2 separate regions of the Mus musculus genome follow, and region 1 is linked to region 2. Evidence: chromatin loops called from intact Hi-C (ENCODE). Cell type or tissue: left cerebral cortex. All regions are shown on one strand. Each heading gives the region's core, and the rest is flanking DNA. Links, peaks and the distances in the headings are about the cores only. Region 1 overlaps Fancc (Fanconi anemia, complementation group C). Region 2 holds the start of Gm40981 (a long non-coding RNA gene).

Region 1 (8,000 bases), core at 1-8,000, 410 kb after region 2:
GACAGCATCATGACCGGGCATAAAGTGTGCACCTGAGTCAGGGGGAGTGAGCCAGTCATACACAGTTCAGTAGGTAGGTTGTCAGGGGCAGCATCAGGATGACAAAATAAATTATTACATGTGGATGTGAAGGCTTTGCAAAGTCAGGAGACGGCTGCTCCCCTGTGTAGAGTTAAAGGCAGCTGAATCCTTATCTTGCCTCAAGCCAGGGCCCAGTGTGTGTCACTCTCACCCCTAGACACATGTGGTCAGCAGACACTATCCTAAACTAAAGGCACCGTTACTCCAGTACCAAGACCAGCAGAGACTTAGGGCAAACCCGGAACAACACTCAAGTCAAGCTGAGGAAAAAGCTTCCTCCTGTCCTCAGTCCCAACTTGGGCATCCTGGGAATCCAAGGATGATGTTAGTTGAAGGCCGTTTGCTCCCTGGGGAACCAAGAGTATGTGAGAGAGGACAGCATACGCTTACAGCTGTGCTCACAACAGTGAGTACCAGCCAGTGCATTGGCCGAGGTTTCCTCCCAGATGCCAGGCTGCGTATGCTCCATCTATTTAACTTCTCCAGGGAAAGAGGGATGGTAAGAATAAACCATGCAGGTTTATAGTTGCCCTAGAAAGCAGAAACCCCTGCTAAAACCCGAGAGACCTCTACAGCCTTGGGCTGAGTAGGATTTTAGTAGGTTGAGCACCTGAGCTCTGCCCTTAGTCAAATGGCAGACAGCATCACAGGGAATGAGGCCACAACCCACAAGAAAGGTGTCTAGAACAGTACTACTCTGAGGAGGCAAGCATCACATAAGCATTAGCCCTGTGGCCATTGGTTACAGCAGCCAAAGCTGTAGATAGGAGAAGCTCCTGTGTATTTTGCCCTTGCAGTTGCTGTCCAACCTCTGCTGATGGGAACCTAGAGTCCTCTGGTCTACTGGAGGCATCTAACCTCCACTCATTCTTCAAATGCCTTCCTTTTCCCATCCCCCTGTCTCCTGAAGCTCTGCTGGGAATAAAGACAGTGATCACTGAGAGCGCCCAGTGTGCCATTCCTATAGTACATCCTGGGTAGACTCCATGTCTCTTATTGGCCACAAGGCCAAATGCAAACAGAAGGACAAACACAGAGGGCCAGGGGGAATTCTCCCCCTAGAGAGCTGGCCAATGTGAAGCCACACTCAGGCACAGCAGTGGGCAGATGGTTCTAGGAACAGGGCATGGGGAAGAAAGACAAACTCCTAAGTTATTTTTAGTGAAAATGTTTCATCTCCACAGGAGTGGTCTTTTGGAAGCTTTCTTTGTGAACAAGACTCCACTAACATTTCTGAAAACAAGGCTGGGAGCGTAGCCAGTGTCAGAGCATGCGCCTAACACGTGTGAGGCTGTGGGTGGTCTCCAACACCAGAAAAATAAAGATCCTTTCAGCTCGTTACCAAATGCCTGTAGCAGCAGTAGCCGGCTTCACTCTGAAGTGACTAAGCAGCATCCCCCGGGTGAGGTACCTGCTTGTTTTCTTTTTTCAGAGCTTCTACCAAGCACGATGTGAAAACCTGAAGAGCAGCTAGTACTTCTGGGGCTCCGTCAGTTTCCAGCAGCACAAACCTGAACAAAGCAAAGGGAGGTGACAGCACCCTGCTGCTCCACACACAATGCAAGCCCATTAGTTCATCAGACTGCAGCTCCTGAGTGAAGGCAGGAGGGAGCAGCCACCCTTCCAGCCTCTCTCATATGGCCTTCCCATGGGTACTTCGGTGTTCACAAACCAGACAGTGCTAGCAACAAGTGTTCTGCTTTTACCAGTGAGGACAGAGCTGCCTGGAGAGTGGAGATTCCAACACACACAGTCAGAATCACCAGAGTGGGGCTGTGGAATTAGATGTCCTTGGTTTAGTTTCCGTGCCCTTTTACACAACTAACTTTTCTTTTTGTTTAAAGAAAGAAATCTCAAACTTGATTATCCCGAAACAAAAACAATAACATGTCTTCTTATACCTGTGGCCATTTAAGTTAAGAGTTGGTATGTTTCAAGAGCAACACAAATGGTAAGGTATTGGTTGTAAAAATTCCTTTCCTGTGTTGGGGCTTGATGGCGCTTGCCTTTAATCCCAGCATTCAGGAGGCAGAGGCAGAGGCAGGTGGGTCTCTGAGTTTAAGGCCACAAACAAACAAACAAACACTCCTTTTCTAGGTCTGGAGAAATGGCTCAGTGGTTAAGAGCACTTGCTGGTTTTTCAGACCACTTGAATTCCATTGCCAGCATCCGTATCAGGCAGCTCACAACCTTCCGTAACTAGCTCCTGGGTCCAACACCTCTGACCTTAGTGTATCTATAGGAATCCATAGGTGCCAACTCTCATGACTTCGGAGCAGAGCCAACTGGTGTGTTACACACTTCTTGTTACTGGTCCTTTAAACAAAGCACAAGTTCCTAGGACCTAGTCTTTCAAATAAAAACACCATTCTGCTGAAATGTGGCGTTTCCTCTGTCTTTCAGAGAGTTCTTTCTGTTCAAAATAGTTTTGTGCCTTTTGGCTTTCTTTAGGTCTGTGACAAAGCCCAGCCAGCCCTCATGTGGTGAAGGGCTGTACTGCATCTTTACTTGGAGCTGGGACAAACGCTGCATGGATATTTCAGTACCCAAATGAATCCCACTTCTCTACCTCATTTGAGTATAAACAGGTTAAAGAATGCCACCACACTCCGGAGGCTGTCTTTTCAATGCACAGCAACTTCTGAGTTTTCACCCCTAACTACCAAGAGCGCAAACCTCTACGTTCCCACACCAGCCAGAGACCAACTGTTCCCAAAGACAGTATATTTACCTGAACATTTCATCAACAATTCTGAAGATGGCAGGTTGGCAGGCTGCTTGAGGCTATAAAAAGAAAAGACCATGAAACAGAGAAATACAAGAGGAACCTATCAATAACAACTTTGGATTATTAGGCAAACGAGAAGTTTGGGGCTGCTCCAGAAAAGTGACACATTCCATTAGGTTAAGAAAAGAAAAAGTACTTGGTACCCAGAAAAACCCATAAAATGCCAGCAGTGGTTCTCTCTGAGCATGGGCTGTGGGCAAACTTTATTTACTTATTTTGTATTCCTGTTATATACCACATTTTCTATAGTAAGCCTGTATGTAAGAATAAGTTTCATGAGTGGTTAAGAAGCACTTTATGACAACAGGACTCAGGCCCTACTCAGCAGCACACTCCACCTGCTGACCTTCACCATCCACCTCCCCACCATCCTCGTCCCATAGTTGGTAATGAGCACCTAAGAATCAGGTGGCCACCACTATTGGGTACAGTTAGCAGTTAATGGAAAGTACAGCCACGTGACACCCGGTGAAAGCTCCCCAATCTTTTCTAGAATACCCTGTCAGTAGGATTTAATGGTTTCAGTCTATAGAAACTGGCTTCCTGAGGCCTAGGAAGAGCCTGCTTACTTATATTTTTAGTCAGAGCTTAAAACTTGAGTTTATGATAGATTTTTTTAAAAAGCCTATTTGTATTATAAAACATTTCACAATGGCATCCAGAGATAAGTAGGCCAGGCTCCAATAAAGGGAATTTCTGGAGTAATTTTGTGTTTGCTATGACTAGCTTTGGGAAACATTTTTTTTCTAGCCACCTTGGATCCTGTGCATCACTTTTCTGACTTTTCTGAACCACCCTGAAGAAAGTTGAGTGTTTCTTTGGCTTTCCCACTTAATAGTTAATTCTGCCATGGCAGCTTAACTTGCAACATGGAGTATGTGCCATCTAGTGGCCATACATGACCATTACAGGCTGCCACACAAATGATGGGAGGCTGTCCTTTTCATCAAAGACATTTATGATTTGCACGCTAATGCTTTCTCCTTTTCAAATAAAGCAACCCATGATCTCTAACCCTTTGTCAACGTACATCTTTCTCCAAATGAAGCAAACCTAAAATCCTCATAAACTTGTTACCTACTTAAGAAATTAACAACAGAAGAATGGCAGGTTATTTCATGGCTTTGATCTCCAAAAGTCATTTAATCTGCCTGCTTCTCAGCCTCACTGTAAATACTAACAGTTGTTCATGCACTTGGACACAGGCCCAGAGAACACTGAAAGAGTTTCTATGTGTTCATAATGGAAAAATCCAAACAGAAAAAAAATCAAATTGGATCTCGTAAAGAAATACAACTCAGCTAAGTTTGCCAGAACAATTCTGTTCTATGTAGGAATGCACCTCCTAACAACAAAATCTGAAGACCCCCACCACAGCCACACACCCGCAGGCACAGACACAGAGCTGAATGTGCACTGAAGGAAAATCAGACCAGAACTTGATGCAGGTAAGGAAAACCATTTTCTTTTATTCCAAATGGCTTAACTACCCTACCCTAGCCACTGAAGACTTGAGAATCATGTGGTCTGATAACATGGATTTCTAAACAGTAAAGAAGAGAAGACTTAAGAAGTAACTGGGTGGCTACCAAAACCACAAGAGGATGCAAGAAAGGATGTTCTGACCTAATTTGTCAAAAAGAAAGCTGTATGGGCTTTGCTTCAATGCAGTGGTTTCCTTCTGAACAACTGAGCTGGTGATTCCAACCCAAACAAGCCACAGAATCCACCTATTCTCTGCATGGGCTGGATCTATATGTCGAGGCCTTCCTTTGTAAGGACTTCAGATTAGTGGCTTCTCCCACGTCCATAAACTACTTTAGATTCTAAAACAGGAAGAGATGAGCAGGCAGGGTACCTGCGAAAGTAGCCATGACAAGGGTTAATGTTTAGCCCCTCCTTACCACTTGTAAGAACCTCTTTCTCCTCTCCAGTCTTCACTGGAGTTGTCCCAGGACTTAATTTCAGTGTCAGTAAGTTGTTTCATAAAGACCGAAGTATTCACAAGTCCCTATGACACAGTTAAAGCTGATTTTCTCATCAGAATTAAAGCTTTACTGCATGGTTCTCTGGAAGCCAAATCCCACCTCTTACAGAATCCTTTCAAGGAGGAGGCGAATGTTTAAGCCCTCTGCACAGTGTTTCACTGCCCAGGTGGGACACCATAGGTTCCTCTGCATTCTAGGGCTCTACAGCCATGCTCTGAAACAGAGTATCTGTTGTCATTATATTGCCTACCAAAATGGGTGGGGGGAGCTGTCTCAGGTTCCATCTGCTCATCTGTTTTTCTCCATCCCACCAAAATCTGTTCCTTCTCAAACTCTCCTCCATCTGGCCTAACAATCTTCATGGAGAGATTCCTTCACTCCAGGGAAACCATGTCACCAAGAGATGCCAGGAGCACTTCTATCTCCCTTTCTTGTCCACCCTCACCCCTGACTTTCAATAAGCCTTGGAGGATAAACAGATGATGATGATGCCCACAACAACCTGTGGCCTCCTTACCTTACCAGAATGTTATCTGATAAGACACTTTCCTCTGGTTCCCCTCTGCCCGGGATGGCCTATTTCCATCCTTCAACAAAACTCAGGAAGATGAGTCAACACGGACAGTACAGAGTATCGAGAAGAGAGGTGAGGGTGGCGGAGAGAACTGTTGACTCTCTAGTTCACCCATGAAGCTTTCTAGCCTGCTCCTTTCATCCCAGGGGACCAGAGATTACTATAAACCACCTGCCACTCCAAAGAGGCTGAGAACACACAGCACATTTCTCAGGGAGATGGCACACTTTTTCTATCAATTGTTTTCAGACTCTCTCCCTTTCTCTCTCCCTCCCCCCCCCCCTCCCCGGGTGTGTACATGTGTTTGACAGGGGGGAGGGGACAGAGAGATGGGGGAGAGAACTAGAAAAGGTATTCATAAGGTGATTATCAGAGAAAAGTGAATGCCTCTCCTAAAAAGACAACGGAGGGTTAGGAAGAATAAAGCCCCCAGGTCTTCTAGGTCAGAGAACCAAGAAGGAAACAACAGATTCTCGAGTGACCGCTCAAGTCCGGGACAGATTCCCCTTTCTAGGCTGAGTTTAAGGTTGTTTGATGTTTACTCAGAAAATGGTCATTTGAGAAAATCAGCAGAGAAGTTTTCCCTCCAGTTTGCCCACCAGAGCATCGGCCCATCTCCCATGGAGCCAGCTCACCCTACTCTTCTGGCAAGAGACGGCCCTCTTTGTCCACAGATATGAGTTAAAAGGCAACTACAGTCACTACAGAGCCACAAATACATACAAATCCAAACAAAACCAAAGAAAGGCCTCTTCTGAATGAAGAGCCACATAGCCTTCATGGTGAACTCCTTTGAGTTAAAAAAGTGATTTGGCTTTAGAAAAAAATCTACTTATATATATATAAAAAAAGCCATTCACATCTATAATGTAATTATAAAAATGACTATTTTTATAAATACATACTTTCCTTATGGCATTTTCTTTTCTATTTTTAAAACGTTAAACATAAAACTAAACAACCCTTTCACGTTTTAGAATCTATTTTGTTTTAAAAGATTCAGGTTTCTTACAACAAATTTGAGCTTTCTTTTTAATCTTTACCAGATGTTGTTTATACTACAAGCAATTTTTTTCAGTACCCCATAATGCAATTATTGTTTAATTAGTGATAAATCTGTCATTCTTGGGCTTAAAAACCTTAACAAGTACCAAATGTCCTCTTATGTTGTAAGTTTACATGAGGTCTCAGTGTCAAGCAGAGGAGTGGGGGGTGTAAGTTACAGGATGTCCAGCTTTGCACACTGGACAAATACCTCCAGGTCTAGTCTCCGTATGTCTATGCTCAAAAGCAGTTTCTTGGGTCTCACTGCTCCTCAACCTGGCCTCTGAATAGGAAGAACTGCCATGGTCCACTATTTCTTGTGGTCTGTCTGTGATCCTTCTCCCATTCATCTCCCAGGAGCTACAAAGCCTGGAACCCCATGAGTGAAGATTACCCTGCGCCCTGGGTTTTCATTGGAGATAATGCTGGAGTGTCTGGTGCCCCCCTGAGGTTAACACTGGAAAGTGCAGTCCAGACCAAAGCCCCACCACACTTGTCTAGTTAACCAAGACTAAGCCATCCACTCCAGCTCTGGTTTAACTGCATGTACCACATTAGAGTTCAGGCAAGAAGTACACTAATGAAAATGCGGGGAAAGAAAATGCTAAAACATTAGAGAAACAAATCCAACAATGTTGAGGACAGGAGTAATTCTTTGGCTGTATTTTAGCAATGGGATTTTTCAGGGAAGTTTCTCCTTGTGAAGCTGCGGTGACTGCCCTCTTAAGAATGAGGACACTTCCTGGCCAACAGGAGGAACACACTGAGCTGTCTGAGGCTGGCATAGACAAAGACACTTTTTACTGAGCTACCAACTCTTCCAGGTAACAGTCTCTGACTTAAGACCCTGCCTCCTGCCTCCCATGCAACTACTCTTTGGGGTAGCTCTCCCAGGCCCAACTGCGGTGGCTGCCAGCAGGCGGATCAGCCCGTGAAGGAGTGCAAGGGAGGGCATGGGAACCAGGGTGCTCCTGGCTCTGGCACGTAGCACAGTGTAGCAGCCAAGCGCAGGCCACCCCACCACCCAGCTGGCCCTTTTCACTCAAATAGGGAACCCAAACAATAGCCTTCTGGGCTCCACACACAGAGCTGTAACGAGAAAACAGCCTCCTTGATACAAGCTCAGCCTGGGCACAGAGCACAGTGCCAAAAGGGAGGCATAATTAGCAAGTGGCTTTCAATACTTCTCCTGACGTCAATTTTTAAGGTCAGGTCTAAGGTTAAGGATTATGGTGTCCTGGTGACTGCTCTCTCAAAGGAAACACAAGACCGTCTGTTTTGGAACTTTTAGTCTGCATAGTAAATGACAAACTGGGGTTAATACCCTGATCTATTTGGGGCCACCAACTGTGGCAGGCAGCCATGATATTGGGGACAATCTAAGGTAGAGAAGCCAAAGATTGAACCTTAAACACAAACCGGTTTGAGAATGTATTTTTATTTCACAGGCTCACACATGTGCCTGCACACACATCTTGTTTGGAATTAAGGTGACTAGTCTCTTATCTTATTCATTCATTGCCTT
Region 2 (16,687 bases), core at 4,771-12,770:
GAAAGGGCATTAGTATATTAATTAATATATTATGATATATAATTACTACATATGAATTAATATAATACTTCATGTGTTTGGAAGGGATTGTCTTTATGAAACCCATCACCGCATACAATGAGCAGTAGACCAGTAAACAAAGCAGCTCAGAGGGAATCCTCTGCCTATGCTGCAGGTATTCCAGGGGAAGCTTTGGGGGTGTAACCCTGTTCCTCATCCTTATCCACCCTGCTCAGCTAACACCTCGGCCCCATGTGCTGCTGTGGTGGAGCAGATAGCGCATTGGTGCCTCCCTGGTTTCTGCACCATGAGGAATCTACCATTCACTCCTGAAGAACAGTGGGGAACCCTGAATGGGGAACTGGATGGCTCACCTGTTCTTAGGCTCTGGCGAAACACATGATGGCAAAATGGAGACGTGGGTGACAGCAATGAAGACATTGAGCAAATAATCCACAAAGCATTGTTAAACTACGAACAAAGATGAGCTTGGAAACTCATTACAAAAGGCAAAGAAATTTAACATACCCTGAGGATATTTATATAGGGAGTACTGTGAAGCTTTGAAAGGCCATGCTTGGTTTAGGTTACATATGGAGTTTATATAGGAGCCAAACTTGGGTCTGCAGGAGCAGCAAGTGCTCTTGACCACTGAGCCTCCCCTCCAGCTTCCTCAACAACAAGGGAAGAAGTAAAACTATCAGAGTTTGCAGATCATGTGATTTGTTTGTAGGCAATCCCAGGGAATATGCCTGGTTAGGATGATGAGAAGTAGTGAGCAAGTCCAGCAAGTTTGCAGAATACTAAGTCAAAACCAAAAATGTTATTCTACATTTTAGAAATGAACACACACACACACACACACACACACACACACACACACACACACAGCATATGACTCCAGATAATCGGCACAGGTGAATCCGTGGAACCATATAGCAGGTCGACAGACAGCATCAGACTCTGAAAGCAGAAGGAGTAGCATGACTGCTGATGGCTGGATATGGGCTTCTCACTTAAGAAATGGAAATATGTAAAATCAAATTGTGAGAATGGCTGTCTCATCACACTCTCACAAGGTGAGTTTTGTCATATGAAAATTATATTTCAATTATCCTTCTTCTCCAAGACAAAACTGCTAATTAAAGCCACAAAACCAAATATAGGTAAATGCGTTGAATTTTTGCAAAGCTGAATTTGCAATTTAAGCTTATACGCTAACTAACTCTGTTTTCTAGGTCTGGCATCTCCTATTTTTATTTTTGTAGCTCCTCACTGTGTTGTCCAAGCAGCACTGCCCTGATTCACAATCCTTGACTTGATCATGCTTGCTCTGCCTTCTCTCGGAGCTCCCCAGGGAGTGTAAAATCACCTGTGGGAATACTGTGTGCCTCGTTACATTACCTGAGCTTCGTGAATTGTGGTATTAATTTAGAGCTGGATTTTTGTGGCCTGACAAAGCTCATCTTGTGAAGTGCTTGCCTTACAGGCATAGGACATGAGTTTGATCCCAGAAATATGTAAAATAAAAAAAGCCAAGGGTGGTGGTTTGCACTTACAATCCTGCACTGGGCAGGAGGCGGGAGCTGGTGGATCCTTGAGGCTGGCTAGTCAGCTTAGCCTACTTGGTGAGTTCCAGGTGGTTGAGAGATCCTGCCCAACTCTCACCCCACAAACAGACAGTACCTGAAAAAAAAAAAAAAACAAACACATGAGATCGTCCTCTGGCTTCCACACACACACATGCACATATGCACATATATACACCTGCACTAACACCCAAGTCAACTAATTGCCTGATTAGCTCATAATGATAGATTTTCTTTGTAGTCTTCTTTCTGACAAAAAGTGACCATATTCTTACTCATACTCATCTCTCCCAATGATTCTTAAATATTTTTCTACCCTGACCTTGAAGTCAAACTGTCATATCTTTAACTGGCCACAGGTGATCCTAGCCACTCCCCAGCACTCCATATGCATATATACTTTCTAGATCCAATCATGGATCTTACCCTCTCATTTCCCATGTCCATCATGAAAACAGCTCGAGTCCTCACAACTTCCTAGAGTCTGGAACGTATTTCACCTTCAGCGGGGTTCTCTGAGGCTGCTGCAGTTGGCATTTCCATGCATGGTGAGGAGAGTGGGCTGTAGCAACGTGGCAAACCCAGGGCTTAGACTTCCATTGTCCTTGACATTGGGACCTGAGATCTCTGGGAAAACATCAGTTCTTCCCTGTTCTATTTTTTCCCACCAGCCATGAAGGTCTATGCTGTAAGGCTAAGGACTGAGCTAATAGATACTGACCATTGATAGGGTCTTCCCTTAGTTCTTCCTTGATAATGATGTCGTACCAATTGGTCCTTCCATTTCCATGGTTCTCAGACTTTGGCATCCTCTGAATCCCTTGACAGCTTGGTAAAACACAAATACTGGGCCTCACTCCACATCTGACTCAGTAGGTCTGGGGAGGGACCAGAGTATTTGCATTTCTGAGGGATTTCCAAGTGATGCAGATGATGCCGGTCCTGGGGCCTCATCTTGAGAACAAGTGGTCCAAGCTCTCTCTACTAGGCTTATCCCTGTAGGCAGTACTTCCGTTCATTCTATACCCCAAGGGTAACCTGCTGACATCCACTTTTCTTATAATCAGACTGAGTCTGTGGATGGAGTCTCCGTTCTCTTTGTCTTTGCTTCATAGCTTACTCAACATAGATGGAGGCGGTGAAGCTCATTACATACAGACTGGCCAAAACACTCACCCTGAGTTCAAATCCTTGCCCTGCCAGTAACTAACATGAACCTGGGCACACTACTCAACCTTTCCAAGGTCAGCTGTGCTACCTTGGAAAACCTAGATGGTAAGAATTGCTGTCTTATGAGGCTATTGTGATTTATTAGGTGATACAAGAAATGGCGGGACTTAGAACAGCCAAGTAGACACTGGTTCCCTACGAAGTATTCCTATGACTGCTTCCTGTTCTCCATGACTACAGAGTGCATGCTCCCTCTGGATCTTTATGCACAGAATCTCCTTTGCAGAATATGTTTCCCTTACTACTAAACCATTCTGATTCTTCTGTTACATAGACACTGTGACAATAACTAGATGACTCTTTTTGAACACACACACACACACACACAGAGAGAGAGAGAGAGAGAGAGAGAGAGAGAGAGACTTTGTTTATGAGATTTCCCAGTGTGGGGACAGTTGGCCAGGTCCTAAGCCAGGTCCTAAGTTGCCTCATCATGAGTAGAACTGAGGAATACTTGAGACAGAAAAGCAGTATAATTTGAAGTTTGGGAGCTAGGGTTAGAGGTGAAGTCATTTGCAGTTCACATGTATAATCAGACTCCATAAATCTTCACAGGAGTCAGTTAGGAAGTGGTAACATCAGCGTGACCTGAGTGAGGAGTTTTGGCCCTTTAATGTAAAAAGGAACACCTGCACTGGCCTGAATGAAGAGTCTATGATGTGAACAGAAGCATTCTTCATATCACTAAAAAGTAATTATGATAGTTTGAATGAGAAATGTCCCACAGAAGCTTGGGTGTCTGAACACTTGGTCCCCAGTTGGTGATGCTATTTTGGGAAGTTATGGAACCTTTAGGAGGTGCAATCTTGTTGAAGTCTATCACTGGGGTGCTAGGGCTGGGCTCCTTCTTCTCCTTCTCACCTCCCTCTTCCTTTCCTTCTCCCTCCCCCCCTTTTGCTTCCCATTACTTGTGTTGGAGGGGGATCATGGAGCCTACAGAAAAACCAGTTACTATACTTTCCCTAAAGAAGTATAATTCCCAGAGCTAAATTCCCAATGCTTATATCCATAGACAAGTGTAGTCCTTGCCCCTCATCAAGTAAGTCTCCTTTTGCAGCAGATAGAGATCATAACAGAAATCTACAACTAGTTGTCTTAGTTAGGGTTACCATTGCTATGATAAAACACTGGGACCAAAGCACCTTGAGGAGGAAAGGGTTTATTTGGTGACCTACAGCTCCACATGACTGTTCATCATCAAAGAAAGTCAGGATAGGAACTCAAACAAGACCGAAATCTGATGGCAGGAGCTGATGCACAAGCCACAGGTGGATGCTGCTTCTTGGCTTGCTCCTCATGGCTTTCTCAGCCTGTTTATAGAATCCAAGTGCAGGGATTGCACCACTCACAATGGATTGGGCCCACCCACATCATTCACTAATTAAGAAAATGTCCTACAGCTGGAGCTTATGGAGGCCTTTCCTCAACTGAGGTTCCCTCCCTTCAGATGACTCTAGCTTATATCAAATTGTCATAAAACAAGCTAGCACACTGATCAAAAGGAAGAGAACAATTAATCAACTGGTCACGAACCTCAACTGATATACCTACAAACCTACACCTGCTACACCTAAGGCTTAGAAATCTTCCCAGGAGAGGGGGAAAAAAAACCAAAAAACCAAAAAACAAAAAACAAAACAAAACAAAAAAAACCCTGTGAGATCCAGAAGATTAATTCATCTGCCATGAAATAATGTATTCTATAAATGACAGGGAGCTGCACACATGGAAATTTAACAACATGGTCACCTAAACAGGACTGGTATAATGACACCTCTTGACATTCCAACACAGCTAAGGAAAACCTCACAAGCCCCATCCCTAGATGGAGATCTATGGGCAATTAATGGCTGCTGAAGAGAAGAGAATCAGCCTTTTCTAGGGATGATCATCCTGATAGACGATTATCCAATCCCAGTGCTCAGCCCTAAACACATATTCATACGAGCAAACTAAACAGACTCAGTAGGTTATGCACACACCAAAAACTAACGAAGAAGAGGTCATGAAAGAAGAGAGGGGATGTGAAGCAGAAGCTTAAAGGTCCTTTGGAAAGTCGGTTGTGTTGGATGATGTTTTGCTGGGGCAAACACCTGAAGGAGTGTTTTCCTGAAGAGGATACAGGTGAAAGGCTAAGGCACATTTGTGAAGGAATGTTTCTCTGAAGCAGACACAGGAGAAAGGATGTTCTGCTAAAGCAAACGCGTGAAAGGACACGTGATGAAGGAGTCTCCACTCATGGAACTCATGTATTAGTCCACCTTACATCGCGTAGTTGAGTTGCATTTGTCTGGACTCCACCGAGAGAAACACATCAAAAAACTTCTGGTGGTATGCTGCAGATTCTTGCCACTTTCATGGACTCTGGCTGATTGGCAGAGTGATGTCAGCTGAGGCAGACATCTGGTGAGGCAAGACCCGTGGAGGACACGGGATGTTTGGAGGGAGTATAAACAGCCCAACAGACTGTGAAGGAGGCTGAGCTTGGCTAGCTTACAGAGCTAGTTCTGTAACACTTGTGAGTCTCGCATCTTTGCTGATCTTTACTTCCCCGAAAGAGACACAGCAGAGAACTTCTCCTGGCATCCCTCCAGGTTCCTCCTGTTGACTAGTGCCAAGGCTGAGGCCTGGCTGTCTCTCCTAGGTAGTGCCACCACTGCACCTGTGAACTGAGTTGCTGATGTCCAGGCAACACAGATGGGTGTTGCTCCAAAGAACCAGTTCTAAACACATCTGCTTCCCCTGTAACCTTTTCTTTTCAACTACCTCTGGTGGGTGGTGGACTAAAAGGGAGGTTAAAGTCTTTAAGAACCATCATTAAAAATAACGTTTGAGGTCTGGAGAGATGGCTCAGCGGTTAAGAGCACCGACTGCTCTTCCAGAGGTGCTGAGTTCAAATCCCAGCAACCACACAGTGACTCACAAACATCCGTAATGAGATCTGATGCCCTCTTCTGGTGTGTCTGAAGACAGCTACAAGTGTACTTATATATAATAAATAAATCTTTTAAAAAAAATAAGGTTTGAAAAAAATTAAAGTTCCAGGAATGGGGTGTCCACAGCAGGAATTGAAGAGGGAGAGGGATGGATGGGAATTATATAATTACAGTATAGAAGTCTGAAATTCTCAAAAATAATAATAAAATAAATATTTTAGAAGAGTACTTACTGCTTGTGTAGAGGATCCAGACTCTAATCCCAGCACCCACTCAGTGGCTCACAGCTGTCTGTGACTACAGTTCCAGGGGATTTGAGCTGTCTCTGGACTTTACAGGCACCATGCTGACTTCAGTCAGCCCACAAAGGAGGTCTGTAATTTAGTTGCTTGTGGCAGAAAATCGAAATGAGACTGAGAAACCACAAGCTGTTCCTTGTTGAATATACAACCCAGAAGTAAGGAACACTTAGCTACCTCAGAGGTGTATCTTACAGGGACACACAGACAGGACCAAGTCAGGCAGATCAATGTCACCTCTGTCATAGAGTTAGGGCTTTACTGAAGGACTCCTCCTTGGGGAGGGGTCACTGAGCCTATGCTGTGCTGTTACTCTCAGTGGCTCTTTGCCATGTCCCAGACAGTATGGCCTTGTGCTGTGTCTTGCCTCCTGGTGTTTTGGCTCTTCTCCAGGGTCTTGGTTTTTCCCTCTGCAATGGAAAATCAACACTTTAATTCTAGCTTGGGCTCTCCCTTCTAGAAGACCTGGGTTTAAAACAGTGATTTTTTTTTTTTTTTTTACTTTCCCAGTTAGTAAAATGTATAGAAATGGTTTGTTGGGTCATGAAGAAAACAATTAGCATAATAACATACTCAGAAAAGCTGTATCCAAACACAGATAATGATCTAGGAAGGTCTGTGAATCCAGAATGTGAGTCTGTGTAGATCAAATAAGTACTCATGCCACCTGAGAAACAAAACAAAAAAAAAAAGATGTAGGCCTCAGTTCCTAGTACGTGGTTCAGGGAAACTTTATCAAACTCCTGTCTTATTCACACACACACATACAGCCCCACAGGGTCTATTAGAACAATTCAGGTTTTTTTTAAACAAGCACAAAAGGAAGGTTTGTACTCTGTAATGTTCCTAAAACCCTGACAACATCATGCAAACTTCCACTTGTAGTCAAAACATATAACTTGTTTTGCTGTGGGGATCTTATTTTTAAAAAAAGCTGAAATTTATGCACATTATATCTAAAGTATTCACAAAATAAATTTCCTTTATAAAACATTTCTATGGCCATCGTATAAAAACAGTGGCTTTCAATGTTGGAAGGCCATTTCTACCACACATGCATGAACAGGTCTTTGGGTGAAAAGGCCTGTGTCTAAAGTATGAATCCTTATACATGCCAGCCTGGGTTATATGGAGCAAGTCACCACACTGGGGACCATCTTTGCAGAGCAAGGCAAAGATAACATGGTTGAGTTTCCTTTGTAGCATGGCACACAGAGTAGGTATCTTCTGAGGTCATAGCAAGATGGAAAGAGATGGACTAGACAAAGCATCCCCTTCATCCGCCTAGCCTTGAAGAACACTTTGGGAAATGCTAAGGCACATGAGTGAGGGAGAGATACCATCAGTTTGTCACTGCTGATTTAAGAAGCTATGCTATCAATGGATGGACCTGGAGGGCATCATCCTGAGTGAGGTAACCCAATCACAAAGGAACTCGCACAATATGTACTCACTGATAAGTGGATATTAGCCCAGAAACTTAGGATACCCAAGATATAAGATACAATTTGCTAAACACATGAAATTCAAGAAGAACGAAGACCAAAGTGTGGACACTTTGCCCCTTCTTAGAAATGGGAACAAAACACCCATGGAAGGAGTTACAGAAACAAAATTTGGAACTGTGACGAAAGGATGGACCATCTAGTGATTGCCATATGCAGGGATCCATCCCATAATCAGCTTCCAAACGCTGACACCATTGCATACACTAGCAAGATTTTGCTGAAAGGACCCAGATATAACTGTCTCTTGTGAGACTATGCCGGGGCCTAGCAAACACAGAAGTGGATGATCACAATCAGCTATTGGATGGATCACAGGGCCCCCAATGGAGGAGCTAGAGAAATTACCCAAGGAGCTAAAGGGAACTGCAACCCTATAGGTGGAACAACAATATGAACTAACCAGTACCCCGGAGCTCTTGTCTCTAGCTGCATATGTATCAAAAAATGGCCTAGTCGGCCATCACTACAAAGAGAGGCCCATTGGACTTGCAAACTTTATATGCCCCAGTACAGGGGAACCCCAGGGCCAAAAAGGGGAGTGGGTGGGTAGGGGATTGGGGGGGTGGGTATGGGGGACTTTTGGGATAGCATTGAAAATGTAAACGAGGAAAATACCTAATAAAAAAATAAATTAAAAAAAAAAAAAAAGAAGCTATGCTATCAGACGATTTGTGCACATGGCTGCCGATGTGCTAGCCACAAGGGGGCGCTCCTGGGTAAGACACCTAGCTGGCCTCCCACAACAAAAAAAACCCAGCAAGGATCTTAACTCGGTATTTGGAAAAATGAATAAAACTGCATGTAAGGAACCCAGTTCCAGGCAATCTGTCATCAGTGTGTAGCAGTAAGAAAAACAAGCAGAATGTACACGGCCTCTGTCTTCACAAAATGAATGTAGACAGCTGGGAAGTTTGCTGTAAAGGAGGGTAATTTCAGAAAAGACTGTATTGTTGGTTGTAGGAAGTTTGCTCAAGTGACATCATACAATAAAATGTTCAGTACTTTGAAAGGCCTGATAAGTCAATAACTTTAGGTCCAAACTATTACTAATAGTTTGCTTATTCAAGGTCTGCGCAGATAGCCAAGATGTACTCCAAACAGCTCAGCCTTGTAGAGCGAGAACTTCACCAGAGTTAGGTGGGTTTTTTTCCTTTGCTTTTTGGTAAAAGGATCAACGACACGTTGTGGGGCATATGTAACACTGGTGCCCAAATATTGCAAGGGATTACGAAGAAAATACATCCAGGGATAGACACAAATCAAGAACAGATTGAGCTAGGCATGGTTTAAGCCACCCTTAAACAGATTAAGCAGGGCTCACACCTATAAATCCAGCACCTGGGAGACAAAAGCAAGATGATTTGTGCAGTTTCAAGGCCAGCCTGTCTAGATGGTGAGTTCTAGGCTAGCCAACAAGACCTTGTCTCGAAAAATAGATAATAGACAGACAAGACCCCCATCTGTTCATCCCATCTCTCTAGCTTCAGCGGCCCAACATACTGCTTTTGAACAGGATTCTATCAATACCTTAATGATCAGGGTGCCAGGAGATGCCATGAGGGGGAAATCTTGCCCGAATCTCTTAAAATTTATGATAAAGTCACCAAATACCTGCCACTCACAAGCCCTGTGCTGTTCTAAATCACGACAAATAAAAGAAAATCAAATGGGGACCTTTACCTATTGACTTGATTCATAGCCAGATATCTTAAACCTTCACACACACACTAAAATTGCAAAAACATTAACCCTGCCACCAGCATGAAAAAGATGTCCCTACCCTAGCTCCATGTTCATTTGACTGGCAAGTTTTATGATGATCCAAATGTGATCACATTTAGTAGGAATATTTAACTTCAATATGTATATATATTACACATTGTAATGTGCTTAGCAGGTCATAAGCCAAGGAGCATAGCCTTTTATTAACCAATATTTTATTTAAATTGTGGTAATCTTTTCAACGTTCCTGAAATTGCCAATTGTTCCCACGTAAACTGTCACACATATAGAAAATAGTTCCAGGACTATCATTATTAGAGGTCGTGCTTTTCTCCTGGCTTCTCTTGGCCATGTGTGGAGGACTAGAACACCTGCAGTCTTGAAGCTACCTGGGGTCACTTGTTTTATTCCCAAACCCTAGACCTAGTTCTGAACATGAGTTTTTAAAACTTAGGGTTCAGATGATGAATTTCCATACAAATATAAAGCTAAGAGTCATTAATCAGAGGCTTGGTGGGCAGCAGCAGCTTTGAAGGTTTGGCTGGTGATGCAGGAAATCCCATAGCACAGGGTTATTCTCCCCTGCCCCCCCCCCGAAACTCTCCATAAGAAATACATTTATAACGCAGAATAGTGATGTATATGTGTATGTGTATAAATACACACACAGGAAACCAACCAAAGTTGCCCAAAATCGAAACTTTTCTCTCCCTGTCAAATATGCTTTCGTGTTTCTCTTATTTTTTTCATTCTGCTCATCTTCCAAAAAAAAAAAAAAAAAAAAAAAAAAAGGTTTGAGAGGCAGGGGAGATGGCTTAGCATTGAAAAGTGCTTGTGACTCTTACAGAGGACCAGGGTTCAGTTTCTAGCACTTACATGACAGCTCACATCCTCTGCAACTCCAGTTCCAGGGGATCTGATAACCTCTTCTGGCCTCCACAGGCATCCAGCATGCACACGGGACACAGACATATGCACAGGCAAACACCCGTACACCTAGAGTAAAATAAAAATACCTTAAGAAAAATGTCACTCAGGTGTAGAGTAGACCAGTGGGTTGATTCTAGAGATGAGAATGGAATGGGGAAGATGGAAGGGTGGCTGGGTGAGAGAAGAGTTCTGCATCTTGATTATATGTGGCCGGAATGACTATGTAAATATGTGCATGAGAGGAAATCTCTCTCTCTCTCTCTCTCTCTCTCTCTCTCTCTCTCTCTCTCTCTCACACGCATGCACGCACGCACGCGCTCACATGGAGGAGGTCAGGTAAAGTTGTGATTCTACAGCATTTAATTTGTATCAGGTCAGTTTCCAAACTCGAAAACTGCAGTATAGTTACAGAATGTGTTGACATGGGAGGTGGGCGTGTCATGGATGATACCCACTGACCTCTGCCTTTCTCCCCCACTTTTTTTCCTCTTCATCCAAAGCAAAGCTGGAATTTATTAAAAATAGTTTTCATTTTGAGTGTTTTAGGATTTTGTTACATTGTACTGTATTTTTGCTTGGTCTGTTTTTGGACTTTTGATAAAAGGATCCTCTATTCGGTAGCACTGACTATCCTGGAAATCACTATGTAGATCAGGTTGACTTCATACTCACATAGATCCACCTACCTCTGCTTCCCTAACACTGGGAGGCATAACCCTCCACACCCAGCTTTCTTGTTATTGTTTGAGATATTGTTGTTTGTTTTTACTTTGTGGGTGTGTTTGTTTGTTTGTTTGTTTTTAGACAGGGTCTCACTAGGTAGCCCAAAGTTTTCCTCAAACTCTAGATCACACATACATGGTAATGTTTCATGAGTAGGTTCCATTACATGTAGTGTGGTTTTTTTTTTTTTTTTTTGCAATGTCGTTTAATATCACTTAGAATGGCACCTCAAAGTCACAACACGTAGGTTAATTCAAAATGCACTTCACCAGGGCTGGAGTCTGGACTGATAGCAGTTGTGACTGCATGAACTGACTTCATGGCAGCCAGCATTGCAGCTGCTTGAGCTCTGCAAGCTCAGACCTGCTTACTCCAGTGAAGTTGGAAAAGGCTCATGTGGAGTAGACAAACTTGTTTTCCTCCCTATTGTGCACCCCTGACCCATCCCACCCCATTTCGTATTAGTATATAACAACACTACACAATTACATCATTTACACACACAGAGACACAGACCACAAAATAGACACACACACAATAGACACACACAGAAGACACACACACAATAGATTCACTTAGACACATACACACTAGACACACACACAAAAGGCACACACACACACACACACACACACACACACAATAGATTCACACAAACACTGACACACACGCAATAGACATACACATTAGACACATACACAACAGGCACACACACAGCAGGCACACACACACACAAATTGTAAAAGGGTGGAATTCTCCTTCCATTCCCCCAAGACTTGATAAAATCAAATGGTTTCCTCAGTTGGCCTGAGCCTGTGAGCAGCTAGTAGAAAGTTAAGCTCCTGGTACTCACGTGACTTTTGCAATCTCTAGAGATGTGTATTTTAAGCAGGCTTTCCAGCAATTCTTATGCACATGGACTTACTGGGAAGCTTGGAAACACTTACTAAAGCAGGATGCGTGAGAACATAAGGTGACAAGGCCGCCGGAAGCTGGTTTTAAACGCTCCGTTGTGCAAACGATTCCAGAGGGAAGCTTTCTTTTCAGCTTACGTGTCTTTAAGCCATTTTGATGTCAACAGAAGCCAAATTCCCTGCCTTTTATGACAAAGGCATTGATGACTCAGTTTCCCCCAAGCACGAGGGTGGAAAGACCAGCACTCTCCCTTCCCACCAGCACTTCTGTGCGGCATCGTTTCTTCTTGGATGGAAGTGATTTTTCATTAGCGTAAATGGATGCATATTTTATAAACATGGACCATGTGTTTCATATTCCATTCATGTTTATTTACACATCCTGTAAACACATGTATACAAAGCCACATGGACATTTCAGGGGGAGTGCATGGAACACTACGCATGGATAAATACCACACTTGACGGGTGTTCCCTTGGGTGGTAAATCAGCCACCACCCAAAGATTTTCATTTACCTTCTTACTACCTCTGTGGGGGTTGGGGGGTGGGGCTGCCCTATAGGAACTCAGACATTCAGATTTTCCTTTCTCTCCTTCAGATGTCCAGGCTCTGATTTATTGAAAAAATTACTAATAAAGTATCAATTTTGATCTCTACTAAGTCAATATTGTAACTAAAATGTCACCTTGGTCTTGGGAAAAGAGGCCTAAGGTCAGGGAGGCTCTTCTCAGAGCGCATTCTCGGGCAAACCACATGGAAACTAGAGGGAAAGTTAAAAGTGCTTCCAGTGCAGTTGGAATGGAAAGAGATGAGTGGAACGCCTTGCAAGGAGAGGGAAGGCAGATCTGTAGGAAAAGGACAAAGGGCCTGCCACCCAGAGATTTTATCCATTGATGCTTTCAGGGAGTCTGGCATGAGCCTTGGGTAAAACTGTACCCTAGCTTCTGAGGCCAACACAGAGAGAAAGAATTATGTACATTCCACTCGCCCTGTTGGGTTCAACTCCACCCTTGGTTACAGGCTGCTCTGTGTGGCTCAAAACTCAGAGTAGGTGTTTGAGATGATGGGAAATAGTTAACCAGATTTATTCCTGGGAGTTTGCCTTTTCAGCTCTGGAAGTCGGAAAGGCACAGCTATTTGTGTTTCCTGTCATCGGTGTGTCCTTTAGCTTTGCGGGCATTTCAGGTTCCCGGCTCTTCTTCTGGTTCCTTCTTAACTAAGCAGTAATAAACAGTTTTAGGATTGCTTTCTAAAATGTTGACATCTGGAAGTGTGGTATGTGCATGTGTGTATGTACAGCTGTGAACCCACAGAGACTAGAGGAGGACTTGGGGTATCCTATCCCACCACTTACTGCCTTGTGTCCTTGATATGGTCTCTCTGGTGAACCTGGAACTAACCTGGTAGCCAGGAAACACCAGTGATAATGAGCCTCCTGCTTACAGCTCCATTGTGCTGGGATCACAGGCGCACATGGCCACGCCCAGGCTCTTAACATGGTTGCTAGGATGGTAACTTATGTCTTCATGCTTGCACAGCAAGCAGCCCACATGTGAAAGCTTTGAACTGCTTCTTTGAGAATATGCCTCATTTCCCTAAGTCCTTACCTACCCTTTCAATACCTCTAAAGCCCCAGGTTTTGAACTTAATGAGACCTTAAATGGGCTTGGTGAGGTTATTACTGCCTCTAAGTAAACCTCACAGCTCCTTCATTCAACATGGAAGACCTTGGCTATATATATATTGGGTCATTTTCAAATGACGTATAGGAGTCAGACTTATACAGAGCAGGGAGAGACAGAAGGGTAGTGATAGGCAGTCTTACTTTACCTTTTAAAATACTGTGTATCTTCTGAGGCTCTCTCAAGACTGAAATAGGCCCAAGTGTTTTCTCTCGGTTGAAAACAACCAGTTAACGATGACCATGTGTCTCAGAACTAAGTAAAAAAAAAAAAAAATGTTTTAACTAGGTGCTTGATAGAAGCCAAAAAGCAAAAGACAGTCAGGTAGAAATTGCACACCCCAACATTCTCTTTGACCTATGTCCTCCTTTCTTTAAATTTAAGGATTTTTCTATGAGGCTGAAGGCGAACACACTAGGCACCTAGATCGGACACACTAGGTAACTAGATCGGACACACTATGTGCCTAGATCTGAGCACTCACCTCTCTGACAGGTACACACCAAGAGCTCACACTTATCCTCACCCAAAGCCTATGCAGTTGGTATCTCACTCTTCACTGCAGAAGACAACACACATTCCATCCACAAACAACCAATTACTAGCTCAAGGTTAAAGCATTTAGTAGCTTAAACAGGATTTGAACCGAAAGCATGTGTAGTTTACAGGGGTCCGCCAAAGCCACATCCTACCCAGAGCCTCAGATTGAGATGTCATTTGGAAACAATCTTCATAAATGTGCCACTGCATTCTGCAGTGAGATAGCCCCTAGCTCAAGAGACAGTGTCTTTGGAGGAGCCACTGATACACAGAGACACCACCTGATGGAGGGAAATGCAACAATTACAGCGACTAAGATTGTTGGTCACCCATAGACTAGACAAAAAACAGATTCTCCTTAGTCTTCAGAGAACATGACTTTTTGGACAATTTGATTTCAGACTCCAGAACCATCAGTGAATTTCTGTCACTCTAAGCTACCCACTCCATGATCCCAAGGAATGTGTCCTAAAACCAGGTTATTCTAGGAATTTTGGAAAACAAATGGAACTTACCAAATGCTCACAGCCCTGTGTTCCAGGACCAGTCACTATAAACTATGAATGTTTACGTTTTCTCCCATTATTTTTGACATCCATCCTATTAAATTCTGTTTCAAAAGAGAGGCTGGAAACATGGCTCAGCTGGTAAAAGACTTGCCTAATATACCCAAAGCCCTGGGTTTGATTTCCAAAACCTCACAAACATAGCACGATGGTGCATGCAATGCTAGTATTGGAGAAATGGAGACAGCTGACTAGATGTTCAATGTCATTCTCAGCTACATAGTGAGTTCAAGGTCAGCTTCGCACTTCTTGAGATTCTATCTTAAAACAAGAAAATAGTAATCCCTTATGCGTTTTCTCTCTTGGTTGGTGTGCAGTAAGAATGTTTTTAATTTTCTGCATATGACTCTTTAAATGGTCACCATCATCCTGATTTTAGCTCCTTGAAAACAGAGCAGGTGGAGACCATAACCTATGCTCTTTGGTTTGGAACCCTGAGGCTAATGACACAGCTGGCCATGGAGAAATCCCCAGGAGGTGGCAGTATGGGTCATGAAACCACCAATCCACACAAAACCCCTGAATTACAAGCCAGTGACTCCTCTGGTACAACCAGCAAACCTGGGCCTTTCTACACAGCACTGGAAACAGCAGCCAGATCATGAGAGAGAGAGAGAGAGAGAGAGAGAGAGAGAGAGAGAGAGAGAGAGCGAGCATGTGAGGTGATTGTTTTCCAACCTTGTGTGGTCTTTTATTCTTGTTAAAGAGGAAAGCCTTGAATTAAAATGCTAACCTTCATTTAAAGAAAGCTATGGCTCAGACCTTGGAGATGTTTGTTAGCGATTTCAACATGTCAATATCACCTCGCTATCCTGTCTTCTGTTGGTCTAAGAGTTCCAGGCAGAAACCTCTTAGTGTCAGTATTATTTAGATTTATGAACAATAGTGAGGACCAAAATAGAGAGATCACAGAAGGATGGAAGAAATGGCACATGGGCTCTTTTTAATCCCTTCAAGTTCATGATCCTCTTGGCCTCTGTCTTCAGAATGCTAAGGTCACAGATACACTCACTATGCACCACAATCTATTTCTTCAGTGCTCACTGGCTCCATGAGCCTCAGGTTCCCTTAACTCTCTAACCGCAAGAATCTTCATTTGTTTTAGCTTTGTTGTTTGCTTTGTTTTGTATGTATAGCATGTCACCTTGATTCGCAATGTTGTATGTAGCACAGCTCAGGAGAGAAAGTGACTTAAAAAACTACAAAGTAGAAGTTGTACTTCAGAAATACTGTTTCCATAAGTGTAGTCTAGGTGTGAGTGACTCTTAAGCACCATTGGATTATAGTTACCCACTGTGCCTGTTAAAATGTGGCTTGGTAAGGTCTGCCCTGGGGTTTCTGGTTCAGTAAGTCAAGGGTGGGGCAGAAAATCTGCAGTTGAAACCTACTCCCAGTGCTACTGTCACTGTGATCGATAAGGACCTCAGAGAGTTGCTTAATGGAGCTATGTCAGGACAAGTTGGTACTTGGGACACAAAATTTAGGAGTGTTGTTGTTGGGAAATGCTGTCCTAGTCTTCCTCTCCTGGGTGTTGTCATAGATGATGTCATCATACTAATCATGTCATTTCCAGCAGAGACAGTAGTTTCTTTTTAATTGTGTGTATGAATGTGTCTCTGTGTGGGTATGTGTGTGTGAATGGGAATGCCTGGAAGGCCAGAGATTTGATTCCTTGGACATGGAGTTACTGGCAGTTGTGCACCTCATGTGGGTGTTGGGGACTGAACTTGGGTCCTCTGTGAGAGCAGCAAAGCTATCTCTCCAGCCCCAGCATTTTCTGACTATGATGCCAGTTTCCCCCAATGATCTTCCCTAGTGGAAATGAATAATGATATCAACATAGTCTATAGGATACCTTTAAAGCCTAAAGAAAAGCTCAGTAAAGGCCAGGCCCCTGACTCAGAAAACTACAGGACATGGTTGTGTCTGGGATATCCCTGGGATTTCAACCCCTTGCCAATATTCATTTCTCTGTAGTATTCAGCTATTCCTGATATAATATGTACTTGTAGAGTGGGCTCATTTCTTGCTCGCTGAATGCCTTGG

Evidence for each region. A loop is a pair of places that touch in the nucleus more often than their neighbours do. Peaks named below come from ENCODE experiments on the same cell type or tissue, not always from the same donor. Only the 100,000 strongest peaks of a DNase experiment are listed, where the experiment ranks them.
Region 1: it touches region 2 in a loop (8-fold over the local background); 41 of 42 quality-filtered maps call a loop at or near these places.

Annotation. Positions count from the first base shown.
Region 1 is chr13:63,329,029-63,337,028 of GRCm38, forward strand. Fancc (Fanconi anemia, complementation group C) reads right to left here. Exons shown (of 15, transcript NM_007985.3): 9 at 2,813-2,865; 10 at 1,493-1,592. Among named protein-coding and RNA genes, the nearest start is that of Mir3074-1, 32 kb to the left of the region's middle. In left cerebral cortex, for the core only: CTCF peaks have their summits at 2,554, 3,767 (motif pointing left) and 6,925 (motif pointing left); DNase peaks (open chromatin) are centred at 1,376, 2,564, 3,753, 6,909 and 1 more place; H3K27ac peaks cover 2,898 bases.
Region 2 is chr13:62,911,536-62,928,222 of GRCm38, forward strand. It overlaps Gm40981 (a long non-coding RNA gene), which reads right to left and starts at 6,300. Exons shown (of 3, transcript XR_873589.1): 1 at 5,989-6,300; 2 at 1,560-1,686; 3 at 780-963. In left cerebral cortex, for the core only: CTCF peaks have their summits at 5,775 (motif pointing left) and 8,273 (motif pointing right); DNase peaks (open chromatin) are centred at 6,150, 6,373, 8,309 and 11,892.